3 separate regions of the Mus musculus genome follow, and regions 2 and 3 are each linked to region 1. The links are chromatin loops, found by intact Hi-C in ENCODE. Cell type or tissue: left cerebral cortex. All regions are shown on one strand.

Region 1 (5,000 bases):
TCAGTCTTTAGTGTGGTATCAAGGCTCCAGCTCGATCATTCATGCCTTCAGCTTTCCGTATTGTCTGTTGTAGACTGCCTTTCCTCACCTACTGAATTCCCATCCTGTCCACAGCCATCTGACCACAAATGCAAAGCTTCATTTTTGTCCTTTTTTCACTCGTCTGAATTGCAAGTCTTTATGACAGTTCTATATGGCTTCTATTATTGTAGCTTTGTAGTAACTTTTGAGATAAAGAAACATGTGCTATCCAGTTTTGTTATTTTTGCCTATTTGGTGGCCCTTTGAGCTCCAAAGTGAAAATTTTTTTAACATGTTTTTCTATTTCTGCAAGGCCAGATCAAACCGATGTCAAACAACCTATCAGGCCACTTTGGGTGCTCATTTAAGTAGTACATATAGTAAGCCATGAACAATACCAATTGGCTTGTTAGCTTACTTTGTTTCTTAATACTATGGTAAAAATACCCTGACAAAACTTAAACAGTAAATGAATACTTCTGGTGTTCATTGGCTCTTCTAGCTTAGGCTACCAAATCCACATTCTAGTCACAATATATTTCCTAAGAACCACACAGGTTTGTGACAGCAACACCTCACACCTGCTACTGATTTCTCTCCTAGCTTTTCTTTCCTCTTTTAGCAAAACTGACTAAAAGCAACTCACAGGAAGTTTCTTTAGCTTATAGCTCATCATGGCAGGGAAGTTGTAGTAGAGGAGCCCAAGGAACTAGTTTTATTGTATCTATAGTCAGAGCAAGGTAACATTGAATGTGTGCATGCCAGTGCCCAGGGCCTGCCTACTCTCCTCTTCATTCTGCCCAGGCCCAGGCTGTGACTGGGTGCTGATGAAGGTGCTGATGCTGGTGCTAGTGATGGTGGTGTTGATGATAGTGGTTCTGGTTTGTGATCTTCCCACCTCAGTTAACCAACTTAAGAAAATGCCTCACAGGCATGCTCAAGGACTAATCTCGGGGTTGGTTCTAGATTTTGTCAAGTTTACAACAGTATTAATATGTATCACACATAGCCTGTGCACACAGATTACCTGTAAATCTGTGAAACTGCATATGAAAAGAAAGTAAAAGTAGTTACATTTGGGATTTTGATAGAATTGTATCAAATTGACAAATTGACAAAATCAAACCAACCAACAATAATAATATTGTTATTAACCAGCAAAAATAATATCGACATTGGCAATATTAGATCTTACCCATAATCATGGATATGGTTCCATTTATCTTTTGTCTAATGGTTCTTATCTGTATGCATGGTAAATGTGTGCAAGTGTCTGTGCAGGCCAATAGTTAGGTAAAATGGCTAGCTACAAAGTTCCTGAAATCCTCTTGTTCCTGCCTCTCAGTACTGGGATTCTGGGCATGCCTGTCACACTCACCTTTTTTCATGGGTGTTGTGAGGGTAGAGCGATCTCAGCTGAGGTCCTCATGCTTGCCCAGGGAGCCCTTTGCCTACTAAGCCACTTCTCAAGCTCCCTCAGTGTTTTTTTTTTAGTTTGTACTGTATACATTTTTACTTCCTTGGTTATTCCTAAGCAGTTTGCTGTTTGTGATGCTTGCTATTGGGGATAAAATTTAGATGTTATTGTTAGTATATAGAAATTACTGATTTTTGTCTTCCACTACTTTATTAATTCATGAGTTGATTTAATAATATTTGAGGAATCTTGGAGTTTTCTTCATATATGTCTTATGAACAGTTTAATTTTATTCTCCTAAAATTTGTATGCCTTTTATTTGTTTTTCTGCTTAATTTCTAGATTTATGTTGAATGCAAGTAGCTTTTTGATAAAGCTTTAGGACTGGCCAATATATTTTTATATAGTCATTCAGAGACGGCAAAATACAAACAAGTGAAAAATTTGTCACTCACCTGACCTTTGTCAAAGAAGGAACTACATGATGATAAGGAAGTTGTAGGGATGGTTTGGCCAGAACATTAGCCTCCACCGCACTGCAGATAGGCTAAGACTTGTTTGGAAGATTTCATTAACAGTCCAGTTTGCAAATGAATTAGAAGAGATTTAGGAATATTCTTAGGATGGTTCCAGAACAGTTAATGCTGAGAGTCCATTGCTACCCTAATGTCCTTTGGTATTTTGTGTGAGTGTGGTGCATTTGTTATAATTGATGAACCAATATAGATAATGCTGGTATTAAATGAAGTCATCATTTTATTTAGATTTCTCTTAATATCTTTTTTTCTTTCTCATTAATATTAAATTTGCTTATTTTACTTCCTTACAGCATCTTAGACTCTCCGTGTTTTCCTTGTGCCCTTGATTGTTTTGAGGAGTTGTGAGGTAGTTTGTAAGGTGTCACCCACCCATAGAAATTTGTCTGATGTGCAGCGTCCTCTTAGTTATTTCTGATATATTTGGTTATACCAGGATATTGCTATGATTATTAACTTTTATTAAAAGCAAGCTTGCATTTGTACTTTTATGATGGAAGACAGAGACTAAGCATAGTACATGATCCTAGGTACAGGAGAAAGATCAGATATCAGAGATCAGTAAGGTGAAGGGCATGGATTTCATTTCTGATGGGCGGTCTCATCAAAGGGCAGTCCCCGGTTGTCCTGTAGAAGCCCTGTTTGGTTTGATGGGCTCTCTGTCTCTTTCTATACCAAGATTGATATAGAGTTGTTGTTGGGTGTGTATGCAGTGCTGACATATTGGAGGGTGTTTGTACCTCAGAAGGTGGTTGTAAGCATGCATCAACTGATGCATGCTGCAGGACTCTATGAAGCCAAATAGAACAGCTCCTGGATTCACAGTGAGCATTGAAGGGGCCTGTGCAGATTGTCACTATGGCAGGGGACCAAAGAAAGGATCAGTATTTCTTTTTTCCTGACACAGCTCAGTAGTTCTCTCGACAGTGGTGGCCTTTAGCTTATATCTTACCATCATGAAAACATTTTTTCCTTTGCAACTAGACTTCAAGTGATGCAGAAGGAATTGGATTTAGTGTGTGTAATCTTGAGTCCAGATGGTGACTTGTTCCTTATAGATTTCTGCTCCTGAGCCTTGGGTGATCTCTTGGTGTGTCTGTATGAGGATGGCGTGGTTAGAGATCTGTAGCTTATACTTCAGTTCTCCTGATGAAAAGCTCCCTGAGAAATATAGCCATTCAAGGGTGGTCTATTCAGGGGTGGTGATGAGCAGGCTCTGGGTGGGATCCACTCTGCATTTTACTTACTGCACAGTGTGTGTCGATACCCAGTAGTTTATTGCTTCTTCCATGTCTTTGTACGCAATTGCTGTTTGCTGGGCAGTAATGGCACCATTTACAGAGGAGTAGACCTCCCCCCCCCATACACACACAGGCGCACACTTCCTTTCTTCCCTCCTGCCCTCCCTCTGAAAGCTGAGCCTTGCATCCCTTGGCAGCATCTGAGTGCGCAGCTCTGAAGAGGAGGTTGCTAATCAGGGATATGCCAAGCAGAGAATCTGCTGCTGTGGCCTAAAATTTAAGCTTCAAGAATCCATTTACTGCTGTCGCTAACATGTTCTAAGGGGTGATGAGCACCAGCCTTGTCAGAGGGGACGCTTAGATCCTCCCATTCTGGGAAGGGGGAGGTGTGACACTGGGATACTTTCCCTGGCGTCCTTGCTCTCTGAGCATGCTCACCAGCAAGCACTGTCAAAATTTTTTTTCGTGCCTTGCTGTAAGGAAGTTCTGTATGTTTTTTTGGCAACTGACAATTTAATAAGAGTTAATTTGAGTTTGAGAGTAAGTACAGATCTGTCCAAGAGTAAGATTTTTGAAATATTGTGAGATGTGTGCATTTGAGATGACTGAAGATTGTCTTATTTTCCTTTGGGTATCCTTTTGAAAGAATTATTGACTGGCTAGGAACTGTTTTGCTGGTATTGCTTAGAGGGATTTTTTCTTCTCTTTGTTTGCAGTTAGAATAGTAGACTAGCACACTTAGTCTTGAGTAAGACACGTCATGAAGCCCACAACCCTCAGATTGAGACATAGTCATGGGGCCTTTTCTGTTTGGGCCTGTTGTCCACTGTTGATAGCTTTGGGAAGGTATTTTATTGATATGAGTTCTTGGCATTAATATGTCTAGTATCTATATTTTTGGTTGTATGTTCTAGACAGTAAGTACCTTGGAGGTTTTTTTGTCTTGATTTTGATAAATGTAGAAAGCTCTTGGATTTGGAGGGTCTTGGTACCTTTTGATACTACCCAGTTCTGATAACCAGCCCTAACCCTAGTTTGACCTCATATTATATATTTTTATTACCTGTGATCTTCAAGTTTTTCTGTCCAGGAACTCAGGTTTGACACTGACTTTTGCTCTGTTCAGAGTTACAGGGTAATCTTAAATGTACAGTAGAAAAATAACAACTCCTAATTTTCTTTGGTCTGCTTAGATCCTTCATTATCTGTGGCCTTTTCTCTCTGCTGCTTCCATTATTCACAGTGGTCAAACCCAGACCTTTCCGTCTGCCAGCCACAGCCTTCCATGCACGCACAGCTGGGTTCTAACTGGCATCTGTTTCCTTCTTTCTCTTTGGTTTACTAAGCTACGGCCACTTTCTGTGGTGCATATTTTCTAACTTGGTTCTGCTGTTTGCTCATTCTTAAGATTGTCCCTCAGAGCATTCTTTATTCTTTTTGGTATGTGATTTGCTGGTTCTTTGTAAAGGTGGAGAATAGATGTTTTTGATGGGTCTACAAATAAATGAGTGTATTCTTTGCTGAAGAATTTTGGGCCTTCTACGAAATAGGCCTCCTTTAAGACATTTCCCAGTGTTCATCTATCATGGGAACAGACAGTCTAGGTGCTTTTGTTTCATGCATAAAAGAGAGAAATTTCGTCAGTCTTCCCTCCCTTGTGGCAGCTGACCCTGTAGTTCAGCCATTCAGAGATTCCTGATGGGGGCCTGATCGAAGCATAGATGAGTGATTTTCACTCTGCAGATGGAATGAACGGTGACCAAATTTTGTAGTCAGCTACTTCCT
Region 2 (5,000 bases), 74 kb after region 1:
CATTTCCCTTCTCCCAGAGTCTGGATAATAAGTGAGCCCTACCCCTCACCCCTCCCTTTTTTTTCCCCATTGCCTTAAGAGATGCTTGTAGAGTTCACTGCGAGATAAAGTACACAATCACAAAACCACTGTACTAGAAAAATAGTATTTCCTTGCTGTTACCAGGTCTCCAGTGAGTTTTGCTGTGCGCAGTAATCTTCCTTTATTTACATCCTGCTCTGTTATATGGTAGCCATATTGACGTGTTTAAGCTAACTTTAGTTTTCCCTCTTTACCATGATTGTGATTTGCAAACTATGACTGTTTCCTTGTGGTTGGGCTTTAAAAGAACAGAATGATTCATTACCCATGGGAGTGTTCAACAACACGTCAGGAAGGGAGAAATTACTGCTTATATGGTTCCCTTTTTGTATAACTTTTATATCTTTCAGACTCCATAGATTAGACACATTGGCTCGAAAGTCTTATTTCTTACTCATTGTCAGTTGTTAAATCTTTGAGCATTAATTTCTCTTCCATCACATATTTTAATTATGAAACTTTTCATATGCAGTACATGTGCACATATGTACAATGGGCATGAGAGTTAGGGAATAATTTATCGGGAATGTGTTCTTTAAGAGACCTGGAGACTGGGACTGGTAAAGCAATTGCCTATAAATGTGGGAGGCTACAAGTTCAAGAGAGACTTGAATTAATACTATGCTGCAGTCAATTTTCTTTGCCCAGCTACACAGAATACTTCTGGCTGTTGTCTCACATCTGGACTGGAAGCAGACCATGTGAGTTATTTAAACAATGCAAACATGAGGAATTTGTAACAGAGTATGTGAATACTGAAAGAGTAAAGATGAACCCAGTGACATAAAATCGTTTATACTGACACGTGTGATACTGGTTGGCTATGCTGTTTCTCTGACTTTGAAGTAAAGCTCATTATTTTAGCTCTACTGGTTATTGTGGAGATTACAGAATTGGTATGTTTAATGTGCTAATCACATAGCAAGCACCAAACAGTTCATTTTGCTTTACAGTAATTTTTAAAAATTTAGAGTAGTGTTGGTCCTATATATTGAAGTAGCTAGGAGACCAGCAAGAGGAAGAGTAAAGGCATGGCTGTCATGGTCGGTGCTGATGGGGGCATCGGACATTTTAAAATACAATTTCATTGTCTTGTTAAGGCCTGATCTGGAGAATTGCAAAAACTCTTCTCCCAGATCTTGGTGCCAGTCCTATGTTCTTCACAGGACGAACAGTTGTGGAGTAAGAAGCCCCTGGTTGTGCTTGCTTTCCTCCACTCACAAGTAACTGTTGTAGGGTTTTGTTATTTGTGAACTTGTTTACTGAGTACAACCAATGGGAACAAAAGGATCCCAAGCAGGTGCTGTGTAGTCAATTGGAGATTCGGTGAAGGACAGGCTCCTCCCAACAGCATCCTCCACTGAGTTCTCGTTAAGGTCCCTTCATACAAATATCAAGACCGTGTTGTCTATACCTGCTGTGACAGCTCACAGTCTGTGTGTGTGTGTGTGTGTGTGTGTGAGAGAGAGAGAGAGAGAGAATGAGAGAGAGAGAGTGAGAGAGAGGGAGAGAGGGAGAAAGAGAGAGAAGAAGATTCATAGTCTCTCTCTCTTTCTCTCTCTTCACCTGCCAGTTTTCCTCCATTGTAGTAGTGGGCAGCCAATGACCAGTCTTTCTGACTATTGCCATGTACACTGTATAGTAAAGGAAGGAAGGTGATCTTCATTGTGTAACATTAGATGGGTGCCTGGCGCAGGGCGGCAGAGAACAGGCTGTCTTGGTAGATAAAATATGTGGTACTAGACACAGCAGCTTGATTTAGACCTTGGAGGGATGCAACTGGCCAAGCAGAAAGTCACTGTCTAAAGTGAGGCCTTTCTGCCGTGTTCTTACATAATTTAGTCTCCTGGTTTGAAATGCGCAAGAATTTATTGCACAAATTTGACTGGAACTCTGGCTCAATTGAAGGTTCCTCTGGCACCAGCTAAATAATAGTGTCATATCCAGCATCATTTTCGCTTCTGTGTTGTTCCAGGAAGAAACTTTAATAATAATTATTATTTTTTAATATGGTGAAGAAAGGGAGATATTCACAAAGAGGCATTTCTCTAACAGAATGATACAGTCCTCTGAGTAAGCCCAGCCCATCCTGCTGTTGGTTATAGAGAAAATCATTTTCCTATTGTAAGAGATGTATTTTTCCCCTCTAGTTCCTTTCTTCTCTTTGAGAACTGTGGGAGGGCCTGTGGCACATCGCTGTGCTGGATGGGTTTCATCTGGCTTGTAGCCTGTGCCTTAAGTAACAGGGTTGTCTCTTCCGAGGGCATTGGCTCTCCATTTTTAGCATGAGTATGAAGGGTAAAAAATGGAGGAAAAGATTTCTCCATTACTAGAAAACATGATTTGAGGCCAACTGGTTAATTATGAGCCTCCAATGAAGAGAAGTGGGGCTAGTCGGGCATAGCCAGTGGTGAAATAGCTGGTCCCTGCTGCTGCTGTGTAGTTCGTGATGCACTACCTCCAAGACCTCTGGGTTAGTCTGCACTTTTACTTTTTAGATTTGTATTATTTATTTACTTGTTGTTACTGTTTTGTCATCTTCTTTCTGGTATTGGGCATTGGACTCAGGCTCTGTGTTTGCTAGGCAAGGACTCTACCACTCAGCTACATCCAGCCAAGCTTTTGTCTCCATGGGCTTTCTCTCCTCACCTCTTTCCCTTCTGCCTTTAAACTCTGGTTTGTTGTTTGTGGGCTTTTTACTGTTCTTGCCAGTGAAGGAGTTTCCCCTTTCAACACTGACTCACGCTTCTGGTTCATCTACAAAATTCCTAGCTAGGTACAAGAGAGTCTTCTCAGTGATGCTAATTATTTTTTATTTCTCGTCTGTTCCATCTGTTCATGTGAACAGCAGATGAATTCCTTTCATTTAGCCAAACTTCATGCCTGTTTTCTGTATCACTGCCTGTTACTCTTCTAGAACAAAGGAAGGACTCTACAACCCGGCCCTGTCTTCTCCTTTCCTTACTTTCCTTTACTGTTTGATTGGTGGCAGTGCAGTGGAGGTCAGACTGAGATCTGGTACAGGATGGCTGTGTGCTCTGCTACTGAGGTGCGGCTTTAGCTCTTTCTGTTTCTTGTGGTGCTGGAGGGCCTCTGCTTGTTTCGCAGACATGCCAGCACTGCGTTCCACCCAGCTCCCCTTCATCTCACTTCCCAGATACCACAACAGACTTTTGCATAGACTTAGTCTCAAATTTATAAGGCTTTGGACAACAATTTTTCCCTTTCTTTTTCTTTTCTTTTCCTTTTCTTTATAATTGTTAGTTAATGGTCTGTTTTTAGTAATAGCTGAGGTATCTCTAGCTCATCAGTTAGTTCATCTTTCCTTGAACTGTAAGGATTTCTGATTCCTTGTAGCTCCTGGCTCTTTACAGTTTGTCTCTGCGCCCCCCCCCACCTCCCCTCATGATAAGTAATAAGAGTTCATTGTGTTAAACTTGTAAAGAGACAGAAGATTGCCTTAAAGATTTAGCCAAGAGGCCATGGTGACATGTGCCTGTCTCTATTCCCAGATCTTAGGGTGCAGAGGCAGGAGGATGGCAAGTGCAGGGTCAATTTAGACTTCATAGCAACATTCTGTCATTAGAAAAAAGGCTAAATTAGAGAAGAACATATTGATTGCTTGGATTTTATTTCTCACAATTGTGCATTGTTATTTCAAGCCTAGGTGCTCTGGTAGGATCATTAAATTGCCAGTAGTTCTTAGTCAGCTAATATACTGTGAGAGAGGCCTTCTTCAGTGGATCTGCTAACTGTGTTCTAGAGCTGGGTGAGAACTCTTCTTTGTAACCCACGTGGAGATGTACCCATTTCACTTATGCCCATAATCACAATAAGTACATTTTGATTTTTCAGAAATCTTTCCTGTTTTCTCTTCTGACTGTTCACCCTTGGCACTTTTTTGTTTGTTTGTTTTTTGTTTTTTGAGACAGGGTTTCTCTGTGTAGCCCTGGCTGTCCTGGAACTCACTCTGTAGACCAGGCTGGCCTTGAACTCAGAAATCCGCCTGCCTCTGACCCCCCCCCCCCCCCCATCCCAGTGCTGAGATTAAAGGCATGCGCCACCACGCCTGGCTTCCCTTGGCACTTTCTAACATTCCCTTGCTGGACACTTTAGAAAAGCATTTTTCTCCTTCACACTAATCTTCCCACGTGAGGTGTGGCTCGTAAGATAAGACCTATATGAAGTAATTAAATTATAGTAATGTAGAAAGTGATTAATGCTGTAATGTTACTTTATCTCTTCTGTCTCTTGACATTAGCTCTCTTGTTAACACAAGATGGTATAAAACTTAACTCAGTTAAGTAGATTTTATTTTCTCGTGGAATTTGTATTTTCCAGCCTGCTCTCTGAGCATGAACTCAAGAGTTCAATTAATTTCAACTGCTACGTGGGTTTTGCCTTGTTTTCTCTGAAAAACCATTTAAAGGCAAAAACTGAGGCCAATCACCATGTAGACTAGTAGTAGCTCCTACCATGCTCACTGTCAGGAGCCAGACTTCCATTATTTGATTGGTAGCAAACAGTCTGCTTACCCAGATCATCTGGTGCCAGGAGATGTTTAAAGAATATTACCTGTGGATTAAGGTGCCTCATTTCACCTTTGGCTTCTGGATTACTAACCTTGAACCTTGTTCTCTTTGAGTATGCTGTTCCTTTCTGTCTAGTTACCCTGAATCCTCTCTACTCCTCTGGGGAAGCTGCCGCCGCCATTGTTTCTCATCAGAGCAGGGTTTTGTGTGTGTGTGTGTGTGTGTGTGTGTGTGTGTGTGTGTGTGTGTGTGTGTCGGGGGGTGGGGGGGGGGAAGGTTTTCGCCCAGTTTTGTGTGGGAAGCCACACCTGTGCAGAAAGGACAGATGGGGCAAGTCTCCGGGACTGTCTTCTTTTGAAGTTTCCTTCAGTGAGTCTGGGATCCACC
Region 3 (5,000 bases), 210 kb after region 1:
CGGCTAAGGCAGGAAGATTGGCATAGTTCCAGGCCAGCCTGGAGTACAGTCTCAAAACAGTAATAATAGCAAACAAAACATGAGGTAGGAGAAAGAGAAACACAACCTTAAATTACAAACAGATGAGACTCACTTGGAGATTCTGAAACAGTAAATAAGCATTGTGATACTCTTAGAGAGCTAACCGTCCTGCTCTGAAACCCAGAAGTTCTAGATTCAGAGACCAGTGGGACAGACTGCTAGTTTGGGCCAAGGCAGGGTACCCTGTTCCATAGTATTTTAATGGTATGTCATCTTCAGTGAGAATGGAAATGCCCGTATCTGGGAGTGGACCATAGGGCTCAAAGGATAAAATAGTGTTTCAGGAGACAAGAGGGAGGGCTTCAATTAGTTCAATAGCCACTTCAAATATTTTTCTGAACAAGGCAAAGTAATAAAGTCATCAGTAAAAATAAAATTTGTTCAGCATAGTTTAAGGGAGCCACAGACCTTGTAGCTGAAACACTTAAGGATTCTGATTTTCAGATTCCTCAACAATTGTTTCATTCAGACAAGCCAAATTATCTTGGTATGATGATGGTGACCAGGGGTTGAAGGAAACAGCAAGGCCCTATGGCAATTCTGTGTCAGCCTGTGTCAGCCAGGGGCTTTTCATTGTGGAACCCTCTGTGGAGTGTGTCAGACTTCTGTGGCCTCCAAGTCAAACTGTTCAATTGATCCTGTCTCACTTGGGTTCTGTGTGCCAAAGAAACATTGTATAATCCTCCACTTGGAATGCCTTTGGCTGATCGCTGGGAAGATTCCTTCTGAACTCTTCGACTTCGCAGAAGGCTGCCAGTGCTTTTTGTGGTCTTATTAGTTCAGAGTCTTGGTTTAGGTGAGATAAGGGTGATCCTTGGTAGAAACAAAACCTGTCATTCACAGAGAGTACGAGCCCTGAGAAGGAGCCAGAAGCAGGGCTGTGTGCTTTTTCCTTTACAGTTCCTCCTCCTCTTCCTTTTCTACTTCAACAAGGGTTCCTTGCTGAATCTTCTTAGGGCAGGGAATGGTGAAGAGGAAGTTTCCAGGGATCTGAGAGGTCCATTGGCATGTGTTCAGTTATAGCACAGTCTCTCTGGTTGTGCCCATTGCATTCCATGGCATTTTCAGAATACATTTTGGTAGAGGGTTGTTTGTTGTAGTTTTCTCTCAGCACCATTACATCAGCTTGCTGGCATTTTCTATTTACCAACTAGCACTGGTGAAAAGGCATCCTAGATTAGGCTACTCTCCACTAGCCTAGCTTTATGAGGGAGTCTGCTTGGCCAGAAAGATTATAGAAGCAGACCCTGGATGAAAGACAGGAAACATAAAAAATAATTTGATGATTTAAAACTAAAAGGAGGAAATAATTTGATGATTTAAAATTAAAAGGAGGAATGGACGGATGGCTCAGCAGCTAAGTGCACTTGTTTGCAGATTTGGTTCTAGCACCCACATGGCAGCTCACAACTCTCTGTAACACCAGTCCCAGGGGATCTGACACCCCCTTTTGGTCTCCACAGGCACCAAGCAAACACATGTATGTAGACCTACATGCAAGCAAAGCATATATATAACAGTTAATAATTATTTTTTAAGAGAAATGTTATGACATTTCTTGTAGTGAGTAGCCTCAGCATGAACAGTACACACTACTTGTAAGAAGTATCTTGGTTGCTATGAGAACTGCCTCTCAATTTACATCATTTAACCTGTTCATTATTGAACAATGAAATAAATGGTCTTGGCCCTTCTCTTCTGCCCTAGGTCATTGCTCCCCTTGCAGCTTGTTCATAAAGTTGCTGGGGTCTCTCCAACTGATGTCTGGATTTGCATGAAATTGTACAGTTTGTATGGGAGCTACACACTTGAAAGTTGCCTGGTGTGGGCCACCATGCGCATTCCCTCAGTTGGCCTTTACAAGGCCTCACAGACTTTGACTCACCACGCATGAGGCCACCGAAGCCCTGGGAGCTGTGCCTCATAGGAACATTCCTATTCTGACGGAGAGGTGCCAGGCATCGCCCCATATGTGCAGAAATGAGGCACAGAAGTCCCTGTCATATGTGGGAAGCATCTGAGACAAATGCAGTCACTACTGAAGCTTTTTTCCATTTATTTCAATTACTTAGAGGTTTTGGAAAGGTTTAACCAGGGTTTCTTTTCTCTTTGCCTATGAAAAAATAAATGAGAAGTACATCTTCTATGGCTCCCTGCTAACAGGGTTCTAAAATGGGCTGTGGAAGAACTTGACATTGGCGCTCTCAGGCTTCCCTGTGTGTAGTCCTCCCTTCTGTGTAGTCTAATGTTGCTTTACATAGAATTCCCGGATAAACACTGGGACTCCTGTGCACACCTTTACTGTGGATGAAGGTGGCTAAGTCTACCAGTCAGCAGACTAGCAGAGAAGTCCCTGTTTCCCTGCCCTTGTGTGCCTCCTTTTCCTGAGCTTGTACATCTGCTAGTGATTTTTCTAGGGTTAATTTGGGTGTTTTTATTTTTAAATTGGAACATGGTGTCTGTCTCTTCTCGGTGTGTGTTTTGGATGCAGCCCCTGTGCTAGGCATGCGGTTATTAACTCCACTGATACGCCAGTTCACTCATTAGCATTTGCATTTTAAATTACAAGCTAGAGCAGACGACATTTATGCTATATTTGTACCATTGCCTTCTTCATGAATGATGTTGTATGTGCAGGGAATGCAGAAATAACTCTAAGGCCCTGATATATTTTAGTCTGTTTTTCAGCAAACTGCTATTTCTTTTTACTCTTGATTCTCATTGTTTAACAGGGAATTTTTTTTATTCTTTTCCAAGTTTAGATATGCTCGTGAGTGCTACTGATTGGGAAATGGTAACAACAACAACCCTTCGTATCAAAATAGGCATATTGCGTAGAGTGGCCATCTTTCTCACTCATGTGGTATTCCTTGTAAGCAGCCTGCTTTGATTTGAAGAGAGCAGAGTTTTCTCCTTCCCAGAGCAGTGGGTGGAAGACATGGTAACAGATACTTGTTCTTGCCTGTATCTGTGCTCCCATCCCCCCTTGTAAAAGCCAGTGGTTACTTACACCTGCTATTGCTCAGCACTGCAGGGGAAGAAAAGAAGATGGTGGAGGCCTTCGAAGGGTTAGCATTTGGACTTCACTGCCCTGCATACTAGATCGTGAATTGCCAGCACAGAAGTAGCCCCTTAAGATGAGAGGTGCCAGCAGTTAAATCCTCTTGCCCAGCCCCTGCTCATGGTAGATAGCAACTTCATCATAAAGATCTCGAGAACCAAATGAAAACTGCACAGTCATGGACTGGGACCAGAGCCTTCCCAGCCTCTCCCAGCTCTTCCTAACCTGGAGCTTGCTGATTAAGGGCAGAAAGCTTGCATTGGCTGATCAGCACACATGTAGTGCTTTTTCTATAATTCAATATCTGATTTTGTTTCTTTAAGTTCTGACTTACAGGGACCTTTTTTGGTAAAAGACCAGTTCTTTTACACCCCCCCCACACACACACACACACACTCACTATACACTTTTAAAATAGTGTAAAAGGGTCTCAAATGCATATTGCAAATCAAGGTGCATTCTGGGTAGACAACCAAAATTCTGCAGTTGATATAAGTAATTTCCCTTATTTCTTTCTAAAGCAAGCTTGCTCAGTCTCTCTCTCTCTCTCTCTCTCTCTCTCTCTCTCTCTCTCTCTCTCTCTCTCTCTCTCTCTCCTCTGCTAACTAATTCCTGAGTAAATAAGATATAAGCACCTACGAGGCTGGTGAGGTACAAGCTTGTAATTCACTAACTCAGAGCCTGATGCCTGCAGCTGGGCATGTGCTCTCTGGCTGAACATTGCCTGCTATGTGCAGGGCTTTGAGCCTAGACCTTAGCACTAATTTTCAAAAATACAATAAAATCTGTCTTATTGCTGCACATAATATGTCATACACTAAGTAATAAAAGACATTACATGGCCTGGACAGATGTAATTCTAAGCCTCCTTTCATGATGGTATGCCTCCTGCTATGAGTTTGAACTTGCGGTAAGTACTATCACATCATATTTATCAGTTATTGAGAGGATAGGCCTAGTAAAACGAAGGTCTAGACTAGACTTGGCTCCTTTGGTTTCTTCATCATAGTAGCATTTGAGCCGTATTACTTCCCTAACTTCCACTTCACATATCTGATACAGGCTTCTGTGTGTCTTCTAATTGTATCAGTTGGTCTTATACACATCTTACCTGGGCTGGGCTGAATCAGAGTTTCCCCTAGGAAATTCACACCCAGCATGACAGATACTTAGGTTCACCAAGGGACTCCAAAGTCCAGTGAGTCCTTCCATGTCCATTTCACAGTCCAAGTTCTGCTGACTCTGCCACATGCCTTTGCATCAGTTCATCTTCTGTGAACAAAACACACATGAAGTTCTCTAAGACCTTGTAGACAGTGTGCAGCAGCTTGGGTGATAAGTGCTAACCTAACAGGACACTCTGAATTCAATCCCCAGCCCTCTGTAAGTGAAGGCAGAAAGATCTAAGATTGGTATGATCCATGGCTACATAGCAAGTTTTAAAATGGCCAGCCTGGACCCAACCCTGTCTCAACGCCTGAACAAAATAAAAAGGTAATGGACCAGATAAAATTAATAGAAAATTGCTCCATACCTCTGCATCTCTTCTATGGAAAGTCCCTTTTGGGTACATTCAGTGTTTACCACCTGTGAGCACATGCATTCTGTGCTCAGTCTTTGGCTTCTTTGGTTTCTAGGCCTGTTTCTTGGTGAACCTGTTCTCTGAAAACAAAACTGTACCTTATAGGATAGCCTGCATGGCAAGGAGTTGGTAAGTGGTCCCCAGAGACATCAGGTGGTAAGGCAGGACAGAAGACCTTTGCAGTCCACTTGGTTGGTATAGCAGTGGGCATTAGTAACATTTACAGATGCTACTTAAGGGTGCTGATGAAAGCAAGACAGATAGCTCTCTAAAGAG

What was found. A loop is a pair of places that touch in the nucleus more often than their neighbours do. Peaks named below come from ENCODE experiments on the same cell type or tissue, not always from the same donor. Only the 100,000 strongest peaks of a DNase experiment are listed, where the experiment ranks them.
Region 2: a loop joins it to region 1, with 3 times the contacts of the local background. A loop is called at or near these places in 2 of 42 quality-filtered maps.
Region 3: a loop joins it to region 1, with 2.3 times the contacts of the local background. A loop is called at or near these places in 4 of 42 quality-filtered maps.

What each region holds. Positions count from the first base shown.
Region 1 is chr6:28,539,001-28,544,000 of GRCm38, forward strand. All of the region lies in intron 9 of Snd1 (staphylococcal nuclease and tudor domain containing 1), which reads left to right. Among named protein-coding and RNA genes, the nearest start is that of Snd1, 61 kb to the left of the region's middle. In left cerebral cortex, no CTCF peak of the experiment used is centred here; DNase peaks (open chromatin) are centred at 3,102 and 3,508; H3K27ac peaks cover 2,309 bases.
Region 2 is chr6:28,613,305-28,618,304 of GRCm38, forward strand. The region is part of intron 10 of Snd1 (staphylococcal nuclease and tudor domain containing 1); the gene reads left to right. Among named protein-coding and RNA genes, the nearest start is that of Snd1, 140 kb to the left of the region's middle. In left cerebral cortex, no CTCF peak of the experiment used is centred here; DNase peaks (open chromatin) are centred at 1,879, 2,279 and 2,846; H3K27ac peaks cover 2,814 bases.
Region 3 is chr6:28,751,359-28,756,358 of GRCm38, forward strand. The region is part of intron 15 of Snd1 (staphylococcal nuclease and tudor domain containing 1); the gene reads left to right. Among named protein-coding and RNA genes, the nearest start is that of Lrrc4, 78 kb to the right of the region's middle. In left cerebral cortex, no CTCF peak of the experiment used is centred here; DNase peaks (open chromatin) are centred at 2,062, 2,489 and 2,973; H3K27ac peaks cover 3,533 bases.